3 separate regions of the Homo sapiens genome follow, and all the other regions are linked to region 1. Evidence: read pairs that join two places in POLR2A ChIA-PET (ENCODE). Cell type or tissue: OCI-LY7. All regions are shown on one strand. Region 1 overlaps PCDHGA1 (protocadherin gamma subfamily A, 1). Region 2 holds the start of PCDHGB7 (protocadherin gamma subfamily B, 7). Region 3 overlaps CD14 (CD14 molecule).

What was found. ChIA-PET counts read pairs that join two places held together with the same protein. Peaks named below come from ENCODE experiments on the same cell type or tissue, not always from the same donor. Only the 100,000 strongest peaks of a DNase experiment are listed, where the experiment ranks them.
Region 2: POLR2A ChIA-PET joins it to region 1 with 5 read pairs; 6 of 35 experiments call an interaction of 5 or more read pairs at or near these places.
Region 3: POLR2A ChIA-PET joins it to region 1 with 5 read pairs; 2 of 35 experiments call an interaction of 5 or more read pairs at or near these places.

What each region holds. Positions count from the first base shown.
Region 1 is chr5:141,506,200-141,508,699 of GRCh38, reverse strand. The region is part of intron 3 of PCDHGA1 (protocadherin gamma subfamily A, 1); the gene reads right to left. All of the region lies in intron 3 of PCDHGA2 (protocadherin gamma subfamily A, 2), which reads right to left. All of the region lies in intron 3 of PCDHGA3 (protocadherin gamma subfamily A, 3), which reads right to left. The region is part of intron 3 of PCDHGB1 (protocadherin gamma subfamily B, 1); the gene reads right to left. It also overlaps PCDHGA4, PCDHGB2, PCDHGA5, PCDHGB3, PCDHGA6 and PCDHGA7, and 13 more genes. Among named protein-coding and RNA genes, the nearest start is that of PCDHGC5, 18 kb to the right of the region's middle. RefSeq lists enhancers at 715-764, 1,035-1,084. In OCI-LY7, no CTCF peak of the experiment used is centred here; DNase peaks (open chromatin) are centred at 79, 699, 1,039, 1,719 and 1 weaker place; H3K4me3 peaks cover 2,388 bases; H3K27ac peaks cover 2,500 bases.
Region 2 is chr5:141,416,447-141,418,946 of GRCh38, reverse strand. The region is part of intron 1 of PCDHGA1 (protocadherin gamma subfamily A, 1); the gene reads right to left. The region is part of intron 1 of PCDHGA2 (protocadherin gamma subfamily A, 2); the gene reads right to left. All of the region lies in intron 1 of PCDHGA3 (protocadherin gamma subfamily A, 3), which reads right to left. All of the region lies in intron 1 of PCDHGB1 (protocadherin gamma subfamily B, 1), which reads right to left. It also overlaps PCDHGA4, PCDHGB2, PCDHGA5, PCDHGB3, PCDHGA6 and PCDHGA7, and 8 more genes. In OCI-LY7, a CTCF peak has its summit at 1,380; a DNase peak (open chromatin) is centred at 1,326; H3K4me3 peaks cover 765 bases.
Region 3 is chr5:140,629,971-140,632,470 of GRCh38, reverse strand. It overlaps CD14 (CD14 molecule), which reads left to right. Exons shown (of 2, transcript NM_000591.4): 2 at 1-739. The coding sequence ends at 615. It also overlaps a transcript of TMCO6 not described here. Among named protein-coding and RNA genes, the nearest start is that of CD14, 2.0 kb to the left of the region's middle. RefSeq lists enhancers at 1-151, 364-423, 152-653. In OCI-LY7, no CTCF peak of the experiment used is centred here; no DNase peak of the experiment used is centred here.

The sequences.
Region 1 (2,500 bases):
AGGAACACGGAGAAGCAGGGAGAAGGGAGGCAGAGACAGAATGACAGGAAGGGCCTGACGGAGTAGCTAGAAGCTCGGCCCACCCACGTCCTATGTGCACCCAAGATCTCTGAGTAGCACCCCGAGTGGGTGCAAGTGACAAAGCCATCCCCCGCCCACCTCGTGGGGGGTGCCCTGAGGTTGGGCTGGACCAGGAGGGAGAGAAGATATGGAAATCCAGAATGTAAAAGAAAGAGAATATTTGCTCTGCTCTGCCACTAAGGAACTGTGTGAGCTTGGTCAAGTCTCTGCGTGGCTCAAGCCTGTTTTCCCATCTATAAATCTGAGGGGAAGAAGTTGGATTGCCAGCTTTGACTTTCTGTAGAGTCAGTTCTCCAGTGCCCCTCCCTCTACACCCCACTCCCCCCAAGGCCCACCTTGGTCAAGGACCGGGATTTTCTCTTGGTCCCAGGAGAGGCAGACTTAGGAGAGCCTCAAGAAGCTGGACATCTTCTGGCCTGGACGAGGTGGGGGTGATGCCTTCTCTCCTGTGCCAGCCTCTACTCAGGGAAACTCAGCCCCCAGCTCCCTGACCTCCCTCTGTCCTCTTAACCTACCCCATCCCAGGGCCAAGGCAGCAACTCCAGAGTAGCCCAAGGAGGCTGATTAGCTGGAACACAGCTGGCTGAGCTGCAAACCGCAGCCTCCTTGAGAGCATCCCTCCCCGCAGATGTTTATTTTAAAAGCCTCCTCCCAAGTGTCGGTTTTTACTCTCCCTCTTACTTAACCCCTCTCAGCAGCCCCACAGGCCTGGCTGGGCTGGACTTCAGGAACCTCTCTGGTTTCAGGGCTAGGAAGCGGGTGTGAAAGTGAGAGCAGGGCCTGACCCACCACCTCCACCCCCAGGGTCCGTTCCCCAGGGCGCAGGCTTAGACGAGGGTCAGGCCCTGTGTGGGCCAAAGGTGGGAGGCCTTGACAGGGGAACGAGCTGCATGACTTGCTTGGAGGGTTTGGGGCCATAAATACTGATTTCATTTCTGTTTTTAACATCTGGATTTAGGCTAAAAAGCTGCTTCCTGGCCTCAGGGCGCAAGGCCACAACAGCTAAATATACCTGTTTATTTCCCTCAAGAGGCCAACTTGGCATCTCCTCAGACCCAGCCGCCTGCCACTTTCATACTCAGTCTCTGGCCTCTCTGGAATCATAGCCCCACCAGACCTGGGACAGCTCTGCCTCAGGAGGCCAGCAGTCCCTGCCACCTCTCTCTCTGTCCTTCCGTCAGCTGTAGGCCTGGCCCCACTTAACCTCACAGACATCTGGGGTAGAGTTGCCAGATTTAGTAAATAAAAGTACAGGGCTCCCAGTTAAATTTGAATTTCAGGTAAACAATGAGCATTTTTTTTTTTAGTACATTATGTCTCATGCAACATTTGAGACTGACTTATGCTGAAATAGTACTTGCTGTTTATCTGACATTCAACTGTAACTGGGCATCCTGTATTTTATCTGGCAACCCTGATCTGGAAGAATAAAGCAGAGCTCGAGGAAGAGGACAGCCTCTCATCCTGCTCAGGTAATAGAGAAGCCGAGGCTGGATCCAAAGGCAGCCATGGTCCCTATAGTAGAAAGAGCATAAACTTAGGAGTTGAGCCAGGTTAGAACCTCAGCTTGGCAGCTCAAAACTGAGGACCCTGGGGCAAGTGCCTTCTCGGTTCTCTCATCTGTCGAGTGTGAGAAATCAGACCTGCCTTGCAGAGCTATTGAGAGGATTCATTGACAGGAGGCCCCTAAAGTTTGTTTAGTATGTGCCCAGGTGTGATGACAGTGCTTCTTGTGATTTCACCTGGTTCTCTACCCACCAGTCCTCCAGACATGCTGGAGGGCAGGGCTATCAGTTCATGATATAGGGCAATGCCTTGATCCTCTGCCAGCCTCCTTATAAGCCCAGGATTTGCTGCTCCAGAAGCTAGTCTTTATTAATAGGCATTATTCTAATTCTGCTTTCTACCCAGTAAAAAACGGGTTTGGGTCAGCAAAGATAATAATATATTGTGCCCTTACTCTCTGCCAATCCTGTGCTGAGGGACTTGCATTTGGCCCTGGTAACACCACAATGAGATCCGTTAATACTGTGCCCATTAATAGTAAGTGAAACCGAGGGGGTTTAATAACTTACCTAAGGACTCATTGCTAAGTGGTGGTGCCAGGTGCCAGGATTTGAATCCAGATTGGCCTGCCTCTAAAGCCTGTGCTCTTTTTTTTTTTTTTTTTTTTTGAGACAGAGCGAGACTGTTGCCCAGGCTGGAGTGCAGTGGTGCGATTTTCTGCTCACCACAGCCACCTCCCAGGTTCAAGCGATTCTCCTGCCTCAGCCTCCCAAGTAGCTGGGACTACAGGCACGCACCACCATGCCCAGCTAATTTTTGTATTTTTAGTAGAGACAGGGTTTCACTATGTTGGCCAGGCCGGTTTCGAACTCCTGACCTCATGATCCTCCTGCCTCAGCTTCCCAAAGTGCTG
Region 2 (2,500 bases), 90 kb after region 1:
CTGGAGGGGAATCCTCCATAATCTGATCAGAGAGTGACGTGATGATTATTTCTGGGCTGTTGTCGTTTTCGTCTACAACTTCTACAATTACTTTACACCGTGTTGAGAGAGATCCTCGGTCTTTTGCTTCTATGTTTATCGTATATCTTTCTACTTCTTCAAAATCCAAAGGCTGCTGAGTTAGAATGTTTCCTGTAGTGTAATCCAGAGAGAACACGTGCTGAGCTTTGTCAGCCACACCAAAGAAGGAATAAGTGATCTCTGAGTTGATGCCCTCGTCCTGGTCAGTGGCCTTCACTCTCAGGATGGAGGTGCCTGGAGGCACGTCTTCCCGAAGGCTAACCCTGTACACGTCCTGGCTGAACACTGGGGGGTTGTCATTGGCATCTATTACCAGGATTCTTATCTGAGCAGTACCGCTTCGGGGAGGGTCCCCACCATCTAAGGCGGTCAGTACCAAGTGGTGAGCGCTCTGCGTTTCTCGGTCCAGAGTCTTCTGCAATACTAATTCTGGATATTTGCCACCATCAGGATTGTCTTTCTCCACCAATGAGAAATACTCGTTAGGACTTAGTTGGTATTTGCTCAGCGAATTCATACTAATATCAGGATCTTCTGCAGACTCAAGAATTGTTCCCATCCCCAGGCTGACGGATTCACTGATTTCTAAGTTTATTTCATCTTTCCGGAATTGAGGGGCGTGGTCATTAACATCCTCAATCACCACAATGACATGAAAAATATTTAAAGGATTTTCCACCACAGCTTCCAATTGCAACTCACATCTTCTTCTCTCTTTGCATATTTGCTCACGGTCTATTCGGTCCTTCACAAGTAAGTCCCCGCTCTGCGCGTCTACGCTGAAGTGCAGCTTCTCCGCGCTCACTCGCAGCTCGCGAGCCGACACATCCAGGACACTAAGCCCTAGATCCTTAGCGAGGTTCCCCACCACCGAGCCCTTGGCCAGCTCCTCCGGAATCGAGTAGCGGATCGGCTCACACAGCGTGGGGTAGAACAAAGGCAGCAGCAAAGGAAATAGTACCTGCCGCGGGCCGGCCCGGCGCCTCTGCGCGCAGCTCCCTCCCATCGTTCGCTCGGGTTCTCGCTGGGTCCCCGCTTTTCCAGTTGGAGAAAGTGCACTCTACCGCGCTAAAAGAGCATTCGGCCCAGGACAGGAGGAGTCCCGGGTCTCGGAGCTGGCAATCTGGTGTGCTGGGCAAGGTCTGCGCAGCCGGGAGCCTCTGTGTGGGAGCTGGTTTTCTTTTCTGTTGTTGGCTGCGCAGGGAATCCCAGGCTAGAGGCTGAGGGATCCCCGGCGTCAGCGCTTGCTCTGCACTGGCCGACGGCGGCGCCCAGAGGCTCTGTGTGGGACTGCAACTTGACTTTTCTCTACCTCTTTCAAGGAATTTTTTTTAAACTACGAGTTGACAGCCAAAATATTTTAATCTTTTTCCTCAGTGATTCCTTTTACATCAGGAAATATATTTCCACTTGGTCATAACTATCATATCTTTTTATTTACTGAATTTACATATATCTTGAATAAATGAATATTTTTTCTTCAAAATTTAAAAAGGCACAAAATAATATAGCATGAAGGTTTATAGGTCTCCTATCCCACGGCCCATTGCTATCCAATTCCTCCATCCAGAGGCAGTCATTCTTGTTCCTTTTAAGAGTAATTATCTATGAAGCTGGAAGTACTGAAGATAAGCAACAAATTTTTTTGTCTTCAATTCTAGCCTATATTCACCCAGAAAGTAATAATTCCTTATTTCATACTTAAGTACTGGAATGCAACCATTGCCCTAGTCATTACCATCATCCAGGGTGTCCTGTATTGCTTTTAAATAATTATAATCAAAATATTTTCTCACAATAGCTACAATGTCAAGAGCAGTTTTTTTTAAAAAAAAAACCTGTATTTTTCAAAATAATAGAATTATTTGAGATGAATGCACAATAATTTTGACTCTCATTAACACAAATATAAAATAATAGTTTCAATGGTTTAATAGTTAATAACTATGACCCTAAAGAGTGTGCTTTCCTTCCACAGACCTATCATTCAACAAATGTTGACTGACCTGAAAAAAATCATGGAATTATAAGGGTCTTGAGAAACTTCGGAATGCTTTTTGACTTTATACTACCACATTTAGTAGAATACTAGTAATAAAATTAAGAGATCTACCTAATACGTCACTATTTTCATTGAACTAAATGAACTCATCAGTACCTCCAATGATCCTTTGTTTATATAATTTCCCTTCGTTGCATATATTCTTTTCTTTTTTACAGCTGTGGTTGGTGTTTATATTCTGATCTGCAGAAATGGCATTTCTTTCTTGACTCTAAGTTTATTTTGCCTCTCAATTTCAGAGTTTTCAGAGTTTCAGGTGTTTGCCTCCTTATACATTAAAGAGCCACTGAAATAGCTTTGTCATATATCTCTTGCTCCTGTTCTCGGGAACATGTACAAATTTATCTGTCTTCCCAA
Region 3 (2,500 bases), 880 kb after region 1:
CTCAAGGTACTGAGCATTGCCCAAGCACACTCGCCTGCCTTTTCCTGCGAACAGGTTCGCGCCTTCCCGGCCCTTACCAGCCTAGACCTGTCTGACAATCCTGGACTGGGCGAACGCGGACTGATGGCGGCTCTCTGTCCCCACAAGTTCCCGGCCATCCAGAATCTAGCGCTGCGCAACACAGGAATGGAGACGCCCACAGGCGTGTGCGCCGCACTGGCGGCGGCAGGTGTGCAGCCCCACAGCCTAGACCTCAGCCACAACTCGCTGCGCGCCACCGTAAACCCTAGCGCTCCGAGATGCATGTGGTCCAGCGCCCTGAACTCCCTCAATCTGTCGTTCGCTGGGCTGGAACAGGTGCCTAAAGGACTGCCAGCCAAGCTCAGAGTGCTCGATCTCAGCTGCAACAGACTGAACAGGGCGCCGCAGCCTGACGAGCTGCCCGAGGTGGATAACCTGACACTGGACGGGAATCCCTTCCTGGTCCCTGGAACTGCCCTCCCCCACGAGGGCTCAATGAACTCCGGCGTGGTCCCAGCCTGTGCACGTTCGACCCTGTCGGTGGGGGTGTCGGGAACCCTGGTGCTGCTCCAAGGGGCCCGGGGCTTTGCCTAAGATCCAAGACAGAATAATGAATGGACTCAAACTGCCTTGGCTTCAGGGGAGTCCCGTCAGGACGTTGAGGACTTTTCGACCAATTCAACCCTTTGCCCCACCTTTATTAAAATCTTAAACAACGGGTCCGTGTCATTCATTTAACAGACCTTTATTGGATGTCTGCTATGTGCTGGGCACAGTGCTGGATGGGGAATTCATCATACTTAGGCTTTCTTCATCCTAACTCCCTAAGAAACCCTATCTGTCCTCCTCAAGAAAAGAACTGCGGGGATAGAAGGAGCCAGGAAAGGACTCCTGGCTAGGGCTGCATGGGAGAAACAATGAGTGTGCAGTCAGGGCTTTCTGAGCAGATTATTGGCATCTGGATTAAAAGGTATTTGCATGATATTTGGAAGATACAAAATATTTCCTCTCCTATGCACTTCCCAAGAGCCAGCTGCTCCCTTTCAAAGGTAATAAAACCCACAGCCATTTGCTTATTTCCTTATTCTTTCTCTCTCTCACACACACACACACTCACACACCCTCCCTCTCCCTCTCTGTCTGTCTCCCTTACCACTCAAGGAAGAGGGACAGCCTCCTATCCTGCACAAGCTCTGAGTTTCATAATATTAGGGTTCCTCTCTTGTAAAACCTCTCTTCACCCGGAGGCTTTCACTGTGTCACTCCCCGACATAATGGGAAATTTGGGCCTAGGGAACTGACGCAAGATACAGTCGGTCTCTGAATTAGAGATCCTGTGTTCTGTTAGAACACATATGCAGATAACCTTTTCAGGCTGACTGATTGGCAAATAGGAAAGCATCTCAGACTCTTCAAAACTTCAGAATAAACAGGATTTGTCCTCTAGTCCACATTAGCTCAGAGACCTACAGCATCAGCCATCAAGAGGTGCTGTTTCTTCTGAGCCCCTTCTTCATTTCAATGAGGAGGCAGCCACATCCATCAGAGAGCTAGATGCCTGCCTCACAGGGAGCATGGGAGAAAGGTGGGAGGAGGCATATAGGCCCAGCACCTGCCTCTGGCCAATGTCCAGAGCCACACAGATAGGAATAGGGAATGGAAATTAACATTGATAAGAGAGTTACAGACATTACCAGAACCAGACTCAAAATATGTCAGAAAACAGTTAAATTAGCTGGACACTCACTGGAATGTCCCCAAGGGGCCTTCAACCAGCCAGTTGAGAGATTTCTAGTATCAGAGAATTAATCATCTCAAGGCAGTTTTTTTCTTCCCTTGAATAGCTCTGATCACACTTCATCAAATGGTTACAGAACCACATTTCACCTCAGGCCTTGTGCTAAAGCCTGAAATACAAAGATGAATCAGAAACATCCATGCCCTTAGGGAATTCCAATCCAGTGGGGGTCGGGGGAACACATAAAAGATAGTTTTTTATGTGTGAGAAATAGCTGTGAGAATATATATAAATTTCTGTTGGTTAAGCCACCAGTCTATGGTATTTTATTACGGTAGCCTGAGCTGACTAAGGCAGTAGTGGTGATGTAACATATCTGATTGCAAAAAAAAAAATTTTTTTTAAAGAGTAATATATCTGGGCCAGGTGTGGTGGCTCATGCCTATAATCCCAGCACTTTGGGAGGCTGAGGTGGGCGGATCACGAGGTCAAGAGATCGAGTCCACCCTGGCTAACATGATGAAACCCTGTCTCTACTAAAAATACAAAAATTAGCCGGGTGTGGTGGCATGTGTCTGTAATCCCAGCTACTCAGGAGGCTGAGGCAGGAGAATTGCTCACTAGAACCTGGGAGGCAGAGGTTGCAGTGAGCCAAGATCACGCCACTGCACTCCAGCCTGAGCGAAAGAGTGAGACTCCGTCTCAAAAAAAAAAGGGAGCAGATATTGTTGAGGATTGATA